4 separate regions of the Homo sapiens genome follow, and all the other regions are linked to region 2. Evidence: chromatin loops called from intact Hi-C (ENCODE). Cell type or tissue: mammary epithelial cell. All regions are shown on one strand.

Region 1 (5,000 bases), 68 kb after region 2:
ATATGAATTTTTAAAAGTTGGGAATGTTTATCTCTTGGTAAAGGAGACACAAGTAATTTTTCATTCCTATATAGTTTTAAAAATGAACATGTATCACCAGGTACAGTGGCTCATGCCTGTAATCCCAGCACTTCGGGAGGTCAAGAAGGGCAGATCACCTGAGGTCAGGAGTTTGAGACAAGCCTGGCCAACACGGTGAAACCCTGTCTCTATAAAAATACAAAAATTAGTCAAGTGTGGTGGCACGCACCTGTAGTCCCAGCTACTCGGGAGACTGAAGCAGGAGAATTGCTTGAACCTGGGAGGCGGAGGTTGTAATGAGTCGAGATTGTGCCACTGTACTCCAGCCTGGGCGACAAAGTGAGACTCCATCTCAAAAAATAAATAAAATAAATAAAAATAAAAATAAAAAATGAACATGTATCACTTAAAATGTATTTTGAAAATAAAAAGGTAGGTAAAAGAAGGCTATCTATGCCAAGGCAAGAAGAGAGAGACAAACATATAGGAAGGTGAGTCCTACCTGTAGATCTTTACTACTACATTAAGAATAACAGGAAACAATTCCTGGAAAAAACTGGTAAAGGACCCAAACATCTCTAGCATGTATTACAATGAAGAACCAAAGCTGAAAATGCAAAACTAGTTCCTTAAAAGATGTCTTTAAAAATATATTAAGTTACACCTGATTCTTTCTGATTTGGATACATGAAGAGTTAATAAGGGGGTCAAGAAGGCACGGGGCACCAACAAAGGGATGCATGCATGTGAGAAATAACACATTATTTCATAAGACAAAGCTGGGGCTGGGCGTGGTGGCTCACACCTGTAATCCTAGGACTTTGGGAGGCCGAGGCGGGTGGATCACGAGGTCAGGAGCTCAAGACCAGCTTGGCCAACATAGTGAAACCCTGTCTCTATTAAAAATACAAAAATTTGGCCGGGCGTGGTGGCTCACGCCTGTAATCCTAGCACTTTAGGAGGCCAAGGTGGACACATCACCTGAGGTCGGTAGTTCAAGACCAGCCTGGGCAACATGGTGAAACCCCATCTCTACTAAAATAAAAAAGAAATTAGTCGGGCATGGCAGCGTGCGCCTGTAGTCCCATCTACTCAGGAGGCTGTGGCAGAAGAATTGCTTGAACCCGGGAGGCGAAGGTAGTAGTGAGCCGAGATCATGGCACTGCATTCCAGCCTGGGCGACAGAGCAAGACTCTGTCTCAAAAAAAGACAAAGCTGGAAGTCACAATCCTTCTCAGGCAGTCCTAATTATCCTAAATCAGAAAGAAGCAAACAAAACTAGCTAATGCTACTTAAGGCAGGTTATTCTATCTGCCTGAAATCATTCACATTTTATAATTTATAACAGCATTACAGAGCCTAGTTTATAGGACTCAGTTAATTAACAATAAACATAAATATAAAGTTCCAACAAAATGAGGACAAGAGAAGGCACAGCAGGAAGAATATGCAGCAACCAAAAACGGGACCGTTTCTGGTTTTAGTTATTTGTATTGTAAGGTGGCTATCGGCAAAGTCATCTTTTTTTTTTTTTTTTTTTGAGATGGAGTTTCACTCTTGTTGCCCAGGCTGGAGTGCAGTGGCGCGATCTTTGCCCACCGCAACCTCCACCTCCCAGTTCAAGTGATTCTCCCACTTCCAGCCTCCCAAGTAGTTGGGAATACAGGCTTCCACCACCACACCCAGCTAATTTTTGTATTTTTCGTAGACAGGGTTTCAACATGTTGGCCAGGCTGGTCTCAAACTCCTGACCTCAGGTGATCCACCCACCTTGGCCTTCCAAAGTGCTGGGATTATAGGTGTGAGCCACCACACCCGGGCAAAGTCATTTTGATAGTAAAGGTAAATCAAGCCTGGGCTCTGAATGGAAACATGAGGGTCAGAGTAATGACCAAGTGATAACCAGGAAGAAGTGCATCTGAAAACTGGTGCTGAGACCTAAAGTTTTACGTATTGAAATCAGTCCATAAATCCCTCATTTCTCAGTAGAGGGGTAAGGCTTCTAAGCCTCATCTGACCATAATATGTATAGTGCCTACAGCATGGCAGACAATGTGTTAAGGACTATGTGTAGAGTAGTGAATTTAAAGATGCAGTCCTAAGGTGGCTTGGAATAATGGAAAGAGCAGAGACTGGAATCAGAAGATCTAGATTCAAGTCCTTACAGTGCCATCTACTAACAGTAAGATTGAGGGTAACAGTAAGTTTCTTCTTGGGTAAAATAGGGATGATAGCACATCTGTTCCACCTACTTCACTAGATTATCGTGTGAAACAAATCACACACTGATCATGAGAGTGTTATACAAACATTAGTCATTCTTAGTCATTTTAATCCAATTTCATTTTCATAAATATGTTGGAAGGCGGGGGCCAGTATGACTCACTAGCCCAAACACCTCCAAGGACAGATCTGACTATCAGCTGGGCTTCCCACATCATCATCTCAAAATCTCCATGAGAGATTATATTTAACAGAAATAAAATTATATTAGGCCTAAATTCATCTTGTCCTTCTCAGAGAGTCATCTACCCTCTCAAACTTGACTAGTACTTCACGTCACTGGAAAGCAATAGCCTTCTAATAAAACTCTCCATATACAAATACTCAAAATAGTCCAATACCACCAAGTGAATTCATTTATCTTAGTCAAAGTTCTCAAACTGACAACAAAGCCCCAAAAACACAAGTATTGCTTGTTAATAGAGTTCATGTTTTTCTTTCTGTGTTCTTGGTCTGAAACCACAATGTTAGTTTACAAGTGAAACCCTTTTAAATTTTGAAAGCAAAACTAAAAAAAGAAATCTAAGTCAATCTGTATTCTATCCCATTTGTCTTCATAAAATACACTGGAAATGAAGATCAAAGTGAAAATGCTAAACCTATGTAAACAAAGAACTAGAATACTAGATGAATAAGCCCAAGGTTGCAGCTGTATCCACAAGTCAATCTGGGGACTACACTAGTGATGCATTGCTATACTTGCACTAGTGACGGCACTGTTTTATGTCTATCTTCACCAAGTTGAAAGTACTTTTTACTTCTTTTACAGTTTTCATAACATGTATTTTGCTCCCAGGTATGGTTCAGAGCTTCACATTCATCATTAGAACCATATTTTCTCTTTAGGCAGTCACAAAATAAGCCTACCTCTGAACAGTAAGAAAAATAAATAATAAGATTTTACCCAGATGACTTTTAAAATAGTAAATATCCACAACAGTAGCACATCATCCCAATAAAACATGTTTTATTTTCGCAGTGACCTTATACAACATTTAACATAACATTTATTTAATAAGAAATATAATTTAAAGTTTTTGAAGGACAATCCTTCCTCTCTTATTTTCTACTGTTAAGCTATTTTTCCAAGTTATTCACTCTCTCACTCAAATATGAAAACCAAGAGTCTCTCATAATGTCAGACACAGGACACAAAAAGGACAGTATATTCATATAGTTCAGCTGTGTTACTATCAAAAAATAAGAAAGTAGGTGATGTTTTGATATCAAATGTCAGAGAAATAACATCACATACATCTATTTTTTATTACCTTCAGATTTTTAGGCATTGGACTAGACTCTTAATATTTAAAGATCAAAGTATACTGGTGGAGAGAAGACATAAGAAACAGCTACATTTTCTTTGCTTACAAATTCATGCTTAAAAAAATAACATAAGACTTGGTAACCTACAACCAACTGCTGAACTTAATTAAAAATCACAATGGGCTGGGCGCAGTGGCTCACACCTGTAATCCCAGCACTTTGGGAGGCTGAGGCGGGTGGATCACCTGAGGTCGGGAGTTCGAGACCAGCCTGACCAACATGGAGACATCCCATCTCTACTAAAAATACAAAATTAGCCGGGCGTGGTGGCCCATGCCTGTAATCCCAGCTACTAGGGAGGCTGAGGCAGGAGAATCGCTTGAACCTGGGAGGTGGAGGTTGCGGTGAGCTGAGATCACACCATTGCACTCCAGCCTGGGCAACAAGAGCGAAACTCTGTCTCAAAAAAAAAAATCATAAATAAATAAAAATCACAATGACCTGTGGTCCTGCACCAGTCAATAAGGCATGGTGATGGCCATGCTTGTGTCTTAGATAATATGCCTGCCCCTAAGCTTAGAATTCAGCTACAGACACAGGTTCCGGTGACTCAATAAGAAAGAGATTTAAGACTTCCTTTGATTACCCAGTTATCCACTTGGTTAACTCCCTAATGCCCTTCAAGTCTGTTCAAATCTAACCTTTTCAATGAGGCCTACCCTGACCATCCTTATATAATTCCCCAACCTGCCTTCTTCACTCCATTCAGGCATTCCTGATCCTCCTTAACCATTCAACCTTTTCTTCTTTCTATACCTTTAATCTCCTTGTAACGTATTATACAATGTGTTTATTATGTTTGTTGTCTCTCTCCCCCCACTAAAATTTGAGTTCCATGAGGGGAGGAATCTTTGTCCGCTTTGTTCACTAGATGTATCACAAGGCACCACAACAGTGTCTGCCCCATAGGAGGCCTTCTATAAGTATTTGTTGAATGTTAAATACTCCTTTGCATCCTGTCCTCCCAGTTCTCCATCCCAGCTCCCATTCATTAACATGCCTCACTCTAACCATGCTCGCAGTGGAACAACTAGGACTGGAAATAAACAAACAAGGCTCCAGATCAGAAAGGGAGGGAGGTTTTTACATTTATCCCCTACTCTAGTCCCTAAAAATCCATCCTATGTTTTTTCCTTTTATCTGCTTTCTGAATTCTCAATTCCTCCCAAATTCTTTGTCTTGATTTCCTTCTCTGTAGAATTCCATCTCTAAACTCAGCAATCGTCTTAGACACTTGGGTGATACGACAAACTTAAAGAATGGTAACTGAATGCTGTAATCACTCAGTCTTGATGAAAGTAAAACCCTGAAACAAGAAGAAACATTTGTGTGCCTCATTTCTCTTTCCTGTCATAGCTAAGCTGCTTCAG
Region 2 (5,000 bases):
TGACTGAAAGTCTAGATCCAAAAAATGCTTGCCTGAAATGAAATTCACTGAACAGTAGACTCAATACTGTAAAAAAGATCAATAAGCTTCAAGTCACGGCAACAGAAACAAAACTGAAGTACAGTGAAGAAAAAAAAAAACTTACGTGTGGATACATGAAGAAGAGTGTAGTGGGAGTACAAAGCCTCCACGACCTGTAGACAACATTCAGTGTTCTTACGTATATAACTGGAGTCCCAGAAGCAGAGGAGAGAGACTGGGGCAGAAATTTTGAATAAATAGTGGCCAAGCATTTTCCAAATTTGATGAAAAATATTAACCTACAGATCTAAGAGGCTCAATCAGCCCAAGATAGAATACAAAGAAAAAATGCAGACACATCACAAATTGCTTAAAAACAAAACAAAACCCACAAAAGTTTCATACTGCAGTACCTCATATCTTTTTTTAAAAACTGAGTTGATGTCATGAATTGGGTTATAATTGGCAGCTTTAAAAAATACTCATGTAGAAGAACTTACAGATATGTTACAGGTTTTTTTTTTCAAAAATAGTTATTCTGTCAATATAGGCTTTTATTTGGTAATTATAGTCTATTTTTAGGATGAATATAGCTTGTCGAAAAGCCTCAACTATACCAATGGTTAAAAAAAAACAAAACGTGTCTTGAGTTTGCGCTTCCTACTTGGGAAATCTGTGATTACTTCTCTGGAGACAGAAACACTTACCTCCCTAGAACTGTTACTAAAGAGATTTGTAAGACAATATAGATGCTTCCTAACTGACAAAGGCTTGACTTACAAGTTTTCTGACTTTCTCGTGGTACAAAAGTGATATGCATTCAGTAGAAACTGTACTTTGAATTTTGATCTTTTCCCAGTCTAGGGATATACGGTATGATACTCTCTTGAGATGCTGGACAGCGACAGCAAGCCGCAGCTCCCAGTCAGCTACCCTAACATTAAGTATTCTGAGCGTGTTTAAGCTGGCTGGGCTAAGTTATGATGTTTGGTAGGTTAGGTATATTAAATGTTTTTTTGACTTATGATATTTTCAACTTAAATGGGTTTATTAGGATGTAACCCCATCATAAATCGGGGAGCATCTGTACCTCTCACTCAAAATCTCTATTGCCTTTATCACTCTTAGCCTTCAGGTAAGATAAAAAGGACAAATAGAAATCTCAAACTGAAGTTGGTTAAACTTTCAGAAATCCTGAGACTTCCTTAGCCTAAAGGGTTTTTTGTTGTTGTTTTTCTCTTTTGCCTGAATGACAAGTGACGGCAGTTCCCCTGGAGCTCATTAACTCTATGAACCAAAATCTGGGCATCCTATACATCTGGGAATACTGCCATCATCTCAAGTTACTATGTTTATTACATTTCCAGTTATTAACTGTAACTCAGAGTACACACAGTTTTCCATTCAAACAGGTCCAGGAAGCATTTCCTCTGAAACAACCTTTATATTAAAATTCAGAGACTGTCTTCTGGAAAACTGCCCTCTAAACTCAATAAATAGAATTTTGCCAGGTGCTGTTAATAACTAATGCAACAGTAAAATAGGGTGTTGATCCCTGTATTCATGTCTCTCAAACATAGAGACATACGCCAATCTTAAATTGCTGGAAGACTGTCCCAGCAGGACACCTCAAAAAGAGGTGACAAGGAATCCTTCTGAAGCAGATGACTACAAAAAGAAGAGGGCTTCCACCCAAGTCAGTTGGACCAAACTGATAACTACATGAAAAGTCTGCCCAAGACCCATGGAAAGATAACTGGAGCCACTGGTTGTTTTACTTTAACCTGCAACAACAGTACTTTATTTCTTAGTCACATTTCCCCCCACTTTTTGCTAGCTGGAGGTTTTGGACTGTTGACAGATGCTTGTTACTTCTTTATGATGATACCTGTAGAGTCCCTATTCTTACTATTGCCCTTTGCAGCCTTAGTCAGTCTGGAGAATGAGTCTAACACCTGGCTGAAATTTACTTGTGAGTCAGCTAAAACTATACAATTAAACTAACTGTTAGGCTTATACTCTTCGTGAATACCTCCTACCTTCCCTTGGTGCCAATTCCTTGTAATCAGCTGGTTTCCTAGGTAACGACTCAACCACCAATACACTCTTCAGATGACAAACCAAAAAAAAAAAAAGAAAAAAAATTAGGTAATTTAGCTAATACAGTCATATCTGAATCAGACTGAGAAAGTAGGAAATCTGTCTTGCCATTCATAAAGCTGAAAGGACAGACACAAATCCAAATGCAAAGTCAACAAGAAACAATGTTTCTCCCAAGGATACTTTGTACATGTAAAGTTTCATATAATGACCCCCTCTGAGTTATTCTGCTTTCTAACTGAGAAATGTCTCTCTCTCTAAAATCACTGACTGCCAGAAACATTGCTACATGAAATCACATTTAGAATGAATCATCCTATTCTTGCCTGGACTAAATCACTGACACAGAGAAACAGACTCAATTTCCAGTCCAGATGCAGAGCTTCAAATAAAGGCATTTCTGAACACAACACTTCAAAAAGTTTCCAAGGAAACATACTCCCGGGTTTACTTTAACAGCGGAGACCTGATGTTCACCCTTTCAGATACATCCCTACTTTGCATTAAGTCATCATTTAAAATTCACCTGAACTCTACTCTTTCCAAAATCCTGTATTTCTTTTCCCTTGTTTGATGAAATCTTGAATGGTTTGGTTCCTCTGGTGTGTGTTCTCTCTCACTGCAGGGAGTCAGTAAACCTGACTTTGTTGGACTACACATTTGCCCCTGGTGGTCTTAGACTGATTGGGTGTGATTCATAATAATCATTTATGTCCACTAAAAATACACTGTAAAAATGCTTACAGTAGTCATAATAGCCCAAAACCAGAAATAAATCAAATGCTCATCAACAGAAGAATGGATAAATTGTGGTATGGTCATACAATGGAATACTACAGTGTAGTGAAAACTGAACTATTACTACACATGACTCTAACAGACATAAAGTTGAGTAAAAGAAGCCAGGAACAAAAGTTGCTTTTTGTATAATTCCATTTACCTGAAGGTCAAGATCAGGTAAAAGCCAGTTTATGTGACAGAGATCAGAATAGTAATTCGCCTGGGCGGAGAGAGGGCAGGCGAGTATAGAATTTAAGAAAACTGATTGTGAAGGCTCTCGTGAGGGAACCTTCTGAGATTCTGATCATGTTCTAACTCATATTTTTAGCTGGGTGGTAGTTATATGAGTGTATATATTTAAAAATTTACCCTGGAGTATTCGTAAGATTTGAGCATTTTACTGTATGTAAGCTACCACTTCAATTTAAAACACTGAAACAAAAAACAGAGTAGAAATAAATAGTATAAAATCTATCAAACCAACAAAAGCAAAGTGGTAAAACATTCCTGATAAATACAAAAGAAGTTTCACAAAAATTTAAAGACAAGTCATTAATAAAGTGACCTTCTACTCTACCGCTTTGTCTGGTGCTTTAAGCAACCAGAACTTACTCTATGAGGATATTAGTATTTTGGGCTAATATTATGGAATATAAAAGAACTAAATCTTATCTCTGAAGAAGCCTATTTTGATTAAGAAGACTGAATATCATAAATATGTCAACTCTCCCAAAGTAATAAGATCTGTGTAAAAACAATGAATTTTTCTGTTTTTTTTTAACCACATAAGCTGATTCTTAAGTTTATGTGGGGAAGAAGGCACAATAGCCAAATGTCATAATGAAAAAGAAGTGTGACAAGGTACATATGTGTGTGTTGTGGGGAGGGGCAGAGAGTAGGAGTAGGATTAGTTCTAACAGATATTATCAAGATATAATAATCAAAAGTATGCTACTGGCACAAAAACAGACATGCAACAGAATAGAATTTCCAGAATAGAATAGAATTTCCAGAAACAACCCTAAAATATCTATGCCAATTCGGTATATAATAAAGATGGCATATCAAATCCATGAGTAGAAAGATTGCATTTTCAATAAATAATGAAACAAATGAGTAGTCATCTAGAAAGAAACTCAAGTTGAATCCATACTTCTTACCTTCTACCAAATAATGTATATCAGGTTTTTAAATATTAAAAAAAGAAACTAAAAACACAAGAAGAAACAATAGGAAAATTATTTGATAACTCTGGAATCGAGAAAGCCTTCTAAATATGACACAAAACCCAAAACTATACGAGAAAAGATAGATAAAATAGACTACATTAATGGAATACTACAGAACTGCATAAAATAAAGAATATGATGTTACAATGGAATATCAACTTTGTTACTTTTCTCTTTAGTATTGGAGGCCCACAGACTTCACCTCAGATTATAAAAGGAGAGAACAGCATAAGAAGATATCATCAATCTAGGCACTAACAAAGACACTAAATCTTGAATTACTGGCTTAATTATGAAAAGGCCTGATTGAAACAACTGAGAAGGGAAAGATACTCTAACTCTCTAGTGACTAAGAGTTTTAAAGCTATGTCCAGAAAGCTAGAAATGTTTGGGTTTATGAAAACTCAGACTTAAACAAAATGCACACTGGCAATCATTCTAATTAGCTCAAATATTTAATGAATTATTTTCCTCTAGTATGGTTTACAATTTTATTTGATTTTGTTAGTCATAAACCTTATTTTAATATAAACTACTTTAAATCTCTCAGAACAAGTATTCATTTAAGGCAATAAACCAGAGAACTAAAACGTCTTTACGAATCTGTAGTTCTAAATTAATTTAGCTAAGGTGACAAATATTGATAGAAAATTTTCATCTGTCAATGATTATTAAATTAAAAACTAATCTCGCTTTTGAAATATTTCCTTTAGAAAGATTCATCTTAGTGCTAATCTGATTTTTAAAACCTGAAACCAACCCAAATGTACAGTGAGAGTAAACTGGCTAACTACAATATATCAATTAATGAAACAGAATGCAATCGCTAAACAGAATGGTTATAAAGTCTATACTAATATATGGAAATTA
Region 3 (5,000 bases), 110 kb before region 2:
ACACTGGTGGAGGGTAAGTAGAAATATAAGACGTGGTCTCACCATCAGGAAGTTTACAGTATCTTTGGGAAGATAAGATTACAAGGGAAGGCATGGCGATGGCAGTTCCTACAAGAGTTTAGAGGAGGAAAAGTTTACCTTAAACTGCGATACTCAGGCGAGTAGTGTCTAAACTCCCTGACTTTGGAAGAGGGCAATCACTACTGATGGGTTTTTTTTTCTCATCTTCCCTCCCTTCTCCCCTGCCCTTCCCCTCCGCCTCCAAGGGTAGAGAGAAAGGAAAGGGCACTGGGGTGGGAAAGCAAGACGGACTGAGTGACATTACAACTAGCTTTCCTCCTGACACTTAGAAGGTTGGGAATCATTCTCCATAGAGTCTGAATAATCCAAACTAGTCAGGCAGGCTGGGATTAAGGACATCCAAATGGATTACCCCATCGTCATAAACAAGGTAAACCATGAAAGCATTCTGTAAACTGCTAAGCCCTTACAGAAATGTGAGTTTTTATTGTTGTTATTGTCATTATTAATGTTTTAACTTGATCCAAACTGCTCAAGAATCTTGGGTTGTTTTTGGACAATGAGTAAGTACTCAATAATTGTTAACTATTTTAATTAAAACAAATATGGCCACCTTTAATGGAGTCATTTAAATGAGGCTTCGAGTTTTCCTCTTTCCTAACTAATGCCTTAAAGGGCATTAGGTGAGACTGAGAACTTGGCTCTGCCCTGCCCCAACCTGGGGAAATATCCAGTTTTCCAAAAGGTGGGACAAAAACACCACTTACCCAAGGTCTTCCTAATCAGATACAGCTGATCCACATCCGATTTTCCTGGCCACAGAGGCACTCCTGACAGCAGCTCAGCAAAGACACAGCCAATTGCCCAAACATCCACCGGGGGGCCGTACTGCGTGTCCCCCACCAGCAGCTCAGGGGAGCGGTACCACCTGGTAGCCACGTAGTCTGTATAGTAGTCACTCGGTCCAGCTAGCCAGTGATGGAACATGGAAAACAAACAGCAGCGGAAGGCTGGAATCAAAACTGAGGGGGAGATCTCAGAAGTCAAGCCTGTGCCCAATTTTGTGGCCTTTCTATATCGCTGGTTCTCAATTCTAGTTGCACATTCAAATCACTTAAATAAATATTTTGTAAATTACTGATGCTCAAGCCACACTCCAGTCCAATTAAAACAGAATCCCTGGGGAGGGTCTGGGGGGGGGGGGGGGGTTATTTGGCTTAGAATTTAAAGTTCCCTGGGCACAGCGGCTCACACTTGTAATCCCAGCACTTTGGGAGGCCGAGGTAGGTGGTTTGCTTCAGCCCAGGAGTTCGAGACCAGCCTGGGCAATGTGGTGAAACCCCGTCTCTACAAAAAAAATACAAAACTTAGCCAGGTGTGGTGGCTCATGCCTGTAGTCCCAGCAATTCAGGAGGCTGAGGTGGGAGGATCACCTGAACTGGGGAGGTCGAGACTGTGGTGGGCTGTGACTGTGCCACTGCACTCCAGCCTGGGCAACAGAGTGAGACCCTGTCTCAAAAAAAAAAAAAAAAAGTTCCCCAGGTGATTCTAATCTGCCTCCAAGGTTGAAAGCCACTATTCTAAAGTAGCACTTCTGAAAAGTATTTTAGCAAGAAATGGTAGAAATCAGGGAGGTAAGATACTTTTTAATAACTACTTTACTGTGGTATAATTTATGGATAGCATACATAGGTAAACCATTGTATTATCTACACATTTTCGGTAATTACAAAATTATAATTTATAGCACACTTATGCCCTAAATATACAAGTACTATCTTGTATACTTCTAGAGCATTTAGATCCTTTGTTGTATCAAGAACTTTTTCATTTTTTATACTTAACAAAAGAAAATGTCAATACTCACTCAAAAGCCGAGCAAATCCAAAGTCACAAAGCTTAATCACGGAATGTTTCGTGATGAGGATATTTTCTGGCTTCACGTCTCTATGTATGCACTAGTGTAACAAATCAAAACAAAAACAATATTAAGGCTGAACTATATATGGGATAAATGAAACACATGACTATTTAGCAAATATTGGATAAATCATTTAAATCTCTCCTTGGCCTGTTGGACAACAGCAAAAGAGCAGCCTAAAATAAATCTAGTACCATGCCTGTCAGAGCCTGAATCATCCCAAATTCCTAAAAGGCCCAAAAGAGCCAAGAAGAGTGAAAGGAAAATGAAAGTAGGGTAGCCGGTCTTAGCAGAGAAAAATACAGGACACCCAGTTAAATTTGAATTTCAGATAAACAAATAATTTTTTTAGGATAATACATCCCATGAAGCACTTGGGATGTACTTATACTAAAAGTTATGCTTGTTTATCTGAAATTCAAATTTAACAGGGTGTCCTGTATTTAATCTGACAGTTTTAGGTGAAAGGGAAAATGTTGAAAGGTCCGGGTGAGGCTGCATCATGGTTGCAGGAGCTGCAAATTGGTGCATAAGCAGAATTCACAATTCAGTTGTTTAACTGTGAACAGAACACAGTCAGCCTCGTAAACAGGACAAGCCCTGGGCCTGCTGAGATAAGCTGGGAAGAGAAGGGTGGCAACCACAGCTTGCCAAGAGATTTCCCTTCCAGCTCTGACATTCATCCGGACAAGATAAACAAGAGTAGGCAGCAGCCCTCACCCTCTGGGGAGAGTCGCTAGATGTCAGCTCTGTCCCACACACAAGTGCTCTGAGAGCTGCAGCCACCCCTCGAGATGCGGCCCCCCCTCCAGAATTTAGACTCAAATCACCTGTGGTTTCCAGCCCACAGCCAACATTCTTAAACAGGGTGATCTTAGAGAAAAGAACGTTTGAGAATCTTCACATGATTTTCTCATTAAATGACAATTTCTTTGGCAAAGAACAAATCAACAACCTAATTAAGAGTTACTTTTTTTTTTTTTTTTTTTGAGTTGGGTCAAAATACTGCTCAGGGTCCCTAATAATCTTCCTCTTTCCCAAGTGTTTTCCTCTTAGGAGGAGAATGCTAGATCGTTTGCAACCTGAGAGACCCTCTTTGGCCTGCAGCCTGAAACCCTGGGGTTATTCTTAAGAATCTGGAGAGGACTTGGGTTCTTCTTGGGCATGACCAGTTCTCACTCCAAAGGACCTTCAGGATGAGAGATCAGTGTCAATGTTTCCCCATGGGTATTTATTATTCTGGAAAATTTGGGGTAAATAAAACAACTTTGGGATTTTATTATAATCGATCTGGTTCTTAGCAATTAACATCCTGAGATCTCTATTCTTTTTACCACTGGCTTCACATATTGCTATAAATGGGTACACCATGAATATCATGATGACATATGGTCAGAAGTACTTGTAAGCAAGCATGTGCTCCTATTCTGTTCTGGGAATTCTTTACAAGTTTCTGCACCCACCCCCATCAGCACATGGAGCCAAACAGGGTGTCTGGGGCTCTCCAGGGAACTGTGGTATGCATTATATTTGTTTTTAGCATCCCAGATCTGCCCTACCAGGGTCTTGGTGCAGTCTCTCTTGCTCCCCCATCCTAAAACCTGCTCTTGAAAGAGTGGTAAGTCATAGTAACTAACAATATGGGTGTCCACTCTCCCCTGTGTATTACAAGGATTATAGCCTTTAGCTAGTTGGAGGCTCCTCAGGGAGAAGTGCTGTCTACTCTCATACTTCCTCCTTCCGGGAATGCAGCATCAGGAAAAATCATTTGGAACAATATAAAGAAGGAGATTTAGCCCTACCACCTAAATTGACCCTGGCAGTTGAGTAAGATAAAACATTGCAGTGAAATTGCACTCATGGCCAAAACGAAGCTCTAACTTTGGAATCTGGTTTCTATGCACAGTGGGCAGTATTGTATTGGATGGGGCAGCAGGCTTCCCAGCATCTGTGAAGTCACGTCACCTGGGCAATAGTCTACTATGCCTCTACCAGCCGCCTGTGGCCAGGAGTGTCACAGGCTTTCGATAGGTTGCTTGGTTCGAGACTCGACACTCATATCTCACCAAAGCAGACACTGGCACTTTGCACTGGGTTTGGGGTTCCACCTACTGCAACTGACATACTGCAGCTAAGCAGGCATGAATCACCTGGGGTTTTCCCCAATTTCATAGCCTTTTGGGAGTACAAGACCACATAGACTCCAAGTGAATGGGGTTCTACCTTAAATCTGAGTAGTTTCTAAGCAGTATAAATGTATGACTAATTTTTTGTTCTTTGTGGTTTTTTTTTTTTTTTTTTTGAGACAGGGTCTCATTCTGTCATCCAGGTTGGAGTACAGTGGCATGATCTTGACTCACTGCAGCCTCGACCTCCCCAGCTCAAGTGATCCTTCCACCTCAGCCTCCTGAGTAGCCAGGACCACAGGCACACACCACCGCACCCAGTTCATTTTTTTTTATTTTCTGTAGAGACAGGGTTTTGCCATGTTGTCCAGGCTGGTCTTGAACTCCTGGGCTCAAGTGATCTGCCTACCTTGGCCTCCCAAAGTCCTGGGATTACATGCAGGAGCCACCATGCCTGGCACTAGTTTCTTAAAATCATAAAAATGCATGTTTTATATAACCTGAGCAAGAAGGAATAGCTAGGTTGGCATTTTTAGCCTATACTTACCCAACCAGGCTTATGAAGATTTGGGTAAAAAATTTTACCCACAGAAGTGTGACATAAACTTTGTACAAGGCTCCACCTCAGCTTAAGGGGAGCCTTGTTGCTTTTCAAAAGAGATCATGAGACTTACATTGTGTTTATGGCAAAAATTTACAGCTTGCAGTGTCTGCCAAGTTATGCTCTTCACGAGATGTTCTGGTACCCTAATAAAAATAAAGCAGCACAAACACATTCTTTAGTGTAGCCATGGAATTCAGCTCAAGAAAAGAAAAAATAAACGAAGATAGGCTTTAGTAGTGAAAAATCTTAGGTGACACATAGTCATCTTACTCATCAATCATTCCATGAATCCAAAATGTAAAAATATGCGACCAGCACACCGCTGAAG
Region 4 (5,000 bases), 130 kb before region 2:
GCTAGATTCACTAACTTCCCACTAGAGGTCTCCTCTTTCCCTATAGAAAGCGTTCCCAAAGGCAACTGTTTGGACTCAAGTAGGAATAATTTGCAAAATCATTAGCAAAGTTGCAGTTGAAATGTAAAAACCTACCAATTTTTGTTACCTCTATTGCCAAATATAAATTTAATTTTTATGTTTAAAACATTTTAAATCTAATATCTTGTGTTTTTAGAGATTACAGCCTAAGTAAATTTGGCCTTTCGTTTAAGCTAAATTATAAGATGGGCCAAAATGAATCAAGCAAAAATATTCAGTTTTCAAAGACCACTCTAATTCACCTGCTTAATAACAGTTTAACTGGTTTTACCTTTCTCCATGGAAACATGTCAACCGTTGAAGACTATTAATAAACAAATATTTATTAAACTTTTGCATTATGCTGAGAAAAATGGAAATGAATAAGATGCCATCCTTGTTCTTTTACTTTGCATACTCTTTTTTCGTTCTAACTGGAATTTTTTTTTTCATATTCTGCTTCTGCTTCTAGACTAACTGAAAACTCTTAATCATTAAGACCCATTTCAAAAGACACCTCTAGTGTGAAGGCCTTCTTCTCACTCCCTTCTCTAGATTCTCATGGTATTTGTTCACACCTCTATTATCCAACCACGTTGGGTGTTATTTATCTCTTTATATGTTATCTCTCTTTATTAAATTATATGTTCTATGAGGTCAGGAACCTTGTCTTTCTGTGTGTCTCTTTCTCCTTTGTTCTTGTTTTTGTTTGTTTTGTCTTACCATTGTTGCCTTTGCACTAAGTATAGCAGACATTCAATAAACATTTTTTGAGCGAATGAATGAATGGACATGGCATTTGAGTAAGGTCTTGAGGTTGGGTGGGATTTCCACAGATTGATGGTGATGGGGGAGGGAGGCTAAGAGAAAACAGCCTGAGTAGAAGCTGGGAAAGCCCATATTTGTAAATAAGATTGACAACTAATAGAGTTATTCAAGGTGGGCACAGGCAGAGAGCGCTTTAACAAAAAGTTGGAAAGGGTTGAGAACATGATAAGAGGTAGTGGAGCAGAGGCTTGCAGTAATGAAGACGGCTGTAGTGAAAAAGGGATGAAAGGGTAGTTGGTTCTGTCTTCAGTTCACATCTCTCACTGTTCCACGGCCTCAGCATCCTCAATCACTTCCTCAGCTTTAAGGTGTTTCCCTCTCAGGCATCTTTCTAGTCCTCTTCTTTCTCTTGAATTCCAGAACCATGTAATGATTGAGGAAAGGACCCTGGGCTGGTAGAGAACTGGGTTCAGGTTTCAACACTGCCACCAATTAGTCATGAAACATTGAGCAAGTCCCTTTAAACACATGCATTTATTAATACCCCACCTTGTTTCAGAAAGGATTTAGGATGTCAGGAAGTTACTTAATATCAGGGCTTCAGTTTCCTCACCTCTAAATGAGAGATTTCATCCAGGTGATCTAAATTCCTTACAGCTCTAATGTTTTGTGACCTCTGATTCCAATGATTTGTTGGTCATCTGCACTTAGAAATCCTGCTAACACTTAGTATGTAGATTATGAAAAACTAAAAGAAAAAAATCTGAACCTATAACCCTGTTCTCCTAATGTGATTTCTTTTAATGGCATCACCATCCTACTACCAGTGACCCAGGGCCAAAACTTGGTGTCATTTTCAACTCCTCTAGCCCTTGCCCCTACATCTCACTTAACTGAGTCATATGGAACTAACTATGTAATGTCATTCCCATCCTTCCCCAACTAGGCCCTTTCGTATGGCCTCATGTGATTGAAGCCCTTGCTGACTGGCTGTCCCATTCTGTTGACCCTTAATCTTGATGCTGCTGAGTCAATTTCTTGAAGCACAACCGTAACAATGCCAATGCTTTGTTCTATTTTATTTATTTATTTATTTTTGAGATGGAGTCTCACTCTGTTGTCCACGCTGGAGTGCAGTCTGGTACAATCTCAGCTTACTGCAATCTCTGCCTCCCGGGTTCAAGCGATTCTCCTGCCTCAGCCTCCCGAGTAGCTGGGACTACAGGCGCATGCCACCATGCCTGGCTAATTTTTTATTTTTTTATTTTTTGGTATTTTTAGTAGAGACAGAGTTTCACCGTGTTAGCCAGGATCGTCTCGATATCCTGACCTCGTGATCTGCCTGCCTCGGCCTCCCAAAGGGCCAGTGCTTTGTTCAGAAACCTCGGTGACTCCCTGCTACATACAGAATACAGTCCAAATTCCCTGGCTGAGCATGCAAAACACTTCACGACCTGACTGTGCAAGTTGCCTGCCTCTTCTCATGACTCACATGTGCTAGTGAAACTGAAAATAACATGCCTTAAATGTTCCTGCTTCAGCTAATAATCTGGCATAATTTTTCCTGGCACCTTTGTTTGTTGAAATCCTTTCTGTCCTTATTTTAACTCTTTTGAGGCATTTATCAAGTTCTGTCACTTATTTTAACTACTTGATAACGTGTCTTAGCCCACTCCATCCTGCATTAAATTGTCAGATGCTCAAAGCAAACACCATGTTTCATTTATCTTTGTCTCCCCATCTCCTCCTCCCTGCCACATCCAGTCCCCTGCACACACCTAGCATACTACTAGGGAAACTTGAATTGAGGTCAATCAAATCGAAACCTACTCCAGGAATCACTTTCTCAAATTATGGTTATACATTTTGACAGCTGGAAATTAAGCAAATCATCTCATTTTACAAATGAGAAAACCAGAGGTCAGAGAGGTGAAGTTACTTGCCCAGTCTTTCCCAGCTGCCCTTAAAACAGTTTTTTTGTTTACACTGCTCTGGTAACACCACTTGCAGCCTTGTCATAGGTAGATCTATTTTCATGTCTCCTCTTCTTTCCTGGATGCAAGCATCTTAACCTTGACACGTTGCTCTTTCGGTGATTTTAGTCTGTCATTTTGATGCTGGAAATATAGATGGGGAATAGAGGAGCCAGCTTCAGCAAATTCATAGCTACAGCGCCTGAATGGACACTAGATGGCAGTACGACAGGCAGACTCCAATTGAGGTTTCAACAGTGGAACTTAACGTTCTAGCCGGAAGGAGCCTTAGACACCATCCAGTCCAACCCCTCATTTTTTTGCAGCAAACAAATAAAAAACCCCAAGAACAAGAAACAGGAGTGACTTGCTCAGTAATTGTTGAGTGGCAAGTGAGTCATCAGCTTTATCAGTACAAGAGCATTGACTCTGAAGTAAGTTGCTATATGTATGGGACTCGGATGATGATCTAATGTAAGTACTGTTTTGTGTGTCTAGATCAAATGATGCCGTTTGGAAAAATTTCCCAGCAGTTGTGTGGCGTAAAGAAACTCCCATGGTCATGTGACTCCAGATACTTCTGGGGCTGGTTGAATGCAGTGTTTAATAAGTAAGTTACTCTAAATAAAGTGAAGAAATGTGGAGATGGTTACAGCTAAATAAGTTCCCAATAGCTTGTTTGGCTATTTCTCATATTTACAGTTTGTGCAGTGTGATCCTAATTTTGTTTACAAACAAACAAAACCCACACAAACATGGAAAAAACACCAGAAAAACAGATTACAAAATATTAATTGTGGCTGTTTGGGTTGCAGGATTTCGATGATTTTTCTTACTTGTCCTTTTGATATATTTCAAGTTTTCTAAAACATTTTATAATCAGAAAAACTTATTAAATATAATTTTAAAGTATTTTATTTTTATGGCTTTTTAAAGGAATGTAGTTAACCTTTTGAATTCTATCAAAGTAACTTGGGTTTTCAAAAAATTAGTGGGTGGCACACTTAGAAATGTCATTTTGAAACTTGAAACTAACCTTCTAATTACTTAATACAGCATTATGATCACTAGCTAGAGAAAAAAGCATATGTAGAAATTAATAAATATCACTTAATGAGATTAATTTGACCACAGATTCAGAATTATTTTCTCTTTAATCTTTTGTTATTAATACAAATTCTAACCAAGTATAGTCATTCGTAGAATAGTTACTAAGTATCTCTGGTGTCAAGCACTGTACTATATGTGAATCAATGAAACGTTGTGTCTGATAAATTCATATAAAAATAATACGCCTTGACAGCGTTCACGTGGAAACAAAAACAAAACTAAAAAAGTCAGCAGATAGACTGCAGGTTTTTTTGTTTTTGTTTTTGTTTTTTTTGCATGGATCTCACTAATTTATCTTCCTCGTCAGTCACTTGAAATGAAAATTTGTTGCGTTCTGTATTATTTATGTCAGTTAATATAGTTAACAAGCTAGTGATTATTGTAAAAGCAAACTGCTTTTTTTCTCTTGCCAACAGGGTGGATTATGATCGCATCAGGGATGTTGGCCCTGACAGGGCGGCATCCGAGTGGTTGCTGCGCTGTGGGGCCATGGTGCGCTACCATGGCCAGGAGAGGTGGCAGAAGGACTACAACCACCTTCCAACAGGCCCTCTGGACAAATACAAGATTCAGGCGATCGACGCCACCGACTCTTGTATCATGAGCATTGGATTTGATCACATGGGTAACTACCCTATCGTTTTGCTAATAGAAAATGCAGATGATTTGCAGTGACCATTTTGTTGCAGTTGACTCACGATTATAGTCATAGGTATGTCCTTTTTGCCCATTTCATTATAGTCAAGTTTGTTTCTTCCTGTGTTTGATATTTATTTTCAAATTAAATTGAGGTTACAGACACCTTCCTCTCCTTCCTCCTCTCACTAAGCTTGTTTCTGTATGTCTCTAGTCTTTGGTTTATTGACTTAAAATCCAGGGCCTTGTTTGTCAAACTATCTTTGTCAAACTTCTGTCATTGAGAAGCCCTCAATAATGCAGGAATAATTATATCCACACAGCTTCTGCTTACGTGGGCATTTTTTTTTCTTTCTTTCTTTTTTTTTTTTTTGAGACAGAGTCTTGCTCTGTCGCCTAGGCTGGAGTGCAGTGGCGCGATCTCAGCTCACTGCAAGCTCTGCCTCCCAGGTT

Evidence for each region. Peaks named below come from ENCODE experiments on the same cell type or tissue, not always from the same donor. Only the 100,000 strongest peaks of a DNase experiment are listed, where the experiment ranks them.
Region 1: it touches region 2 in a loop (9-fold over the local background); 12 of 110 quality-filtered maps call a loop at or near these places.
Region 3: a loop joins it to region 2, with 2.2 times the contacts of the local background. A loop is called at or near these places in 5 of 110 quality-filtered maps.
Region 4: a loop joins it to region 2, with 6 times the contacts of the local background. A loop is called at or near these places in 11 of 110 quality-filtered maps.

Annotation. Positions count from the first base shown.
Region 1 is chr14:50,519,279-50,524,278 of GRCh38, forward strand. The region is part of intron 2 of MAP4K5 (mitogen-activated protein kinase kinase kinase kinase 5); the gene reads right to left. LOC124903312 (a long non-coding RNA gene) reads right to left here and starts at 291. Exons shown (of 2, transcript XR_007064160.1): 1 at 251-291. RefSeq lists enhancers at 2,442-2,501, 2,628-2,677. In mammary epithelial cell, no CTCF peak of the experiment used is centred here; a DNase peak (open chromatin) is centred at 2,343; H3K27ac peaks cover 1,305 bases.
Region 2 is chr14:50,451,130-50,456,129 of GRCh38, forward strand. All of the region lies in intron 14 of MAP4K5 (mitogen-activated protein kinase kinase kinase kinase 5), which reads right to left. Among named protein-coding and RNA genes, the nearest start is that of CDKL1, 57 kb to the left of the region's middle. In mammary epithelial cell, no CTCF peak of the experiment used is centred here; DNase peaks (open chromatin) are centred at 2,032 and 2,452; H3K27ac peaks cover 2,646 bases.
Region 3 is chr14:50,340,244-50,345,243 of GRCh38, forward strand. It overlaps CDKL1 (cyclin dependent kinase like 1), which reads right to left. Exons shown (of 10, transcript NM_004196.7): 4 at 4,743-4,815; 5 at 1,889-1,979; 6 at 789-989. Among named protein-coding and RNA genes, the nearest start is that of DMAC2L, 30 kb to the left of the region's middle. In mammary epithelial cell, CTCF peaks have their summits at 866 (motif pointing right) and 2,679; DNase peaks (open chromatin) are centred at 2,618 and 4,108; H3K27ac peaks cover 808 bases.
Region 4 is chr14:50,318,184-50,323,183 of GRCh38, forward strand. It overlaps DMAC2L (distal membrane arm assembly component 2 like), which reads left to right. Exons shown (of 6, transcript NM_001382507.1): 3 at 3,300-3,411; 4 at 4,328-4,536. The coding sequence starts at 3,305. Among named protein-coding and RNA genes, the nearest start is that of DMAC2L, 8.4 kb to the left of the region's middle. RefSeq lists an enhancer at 2,888-2,947. In mammary epithelial cell, CTCF peaks have their summits at 25 and 3,017 (motif pointing right); DNase peaks (open chromatin) are centred at 1,318, 2,298 and 3,208; H3K27ac peaks cover 3,606 bases.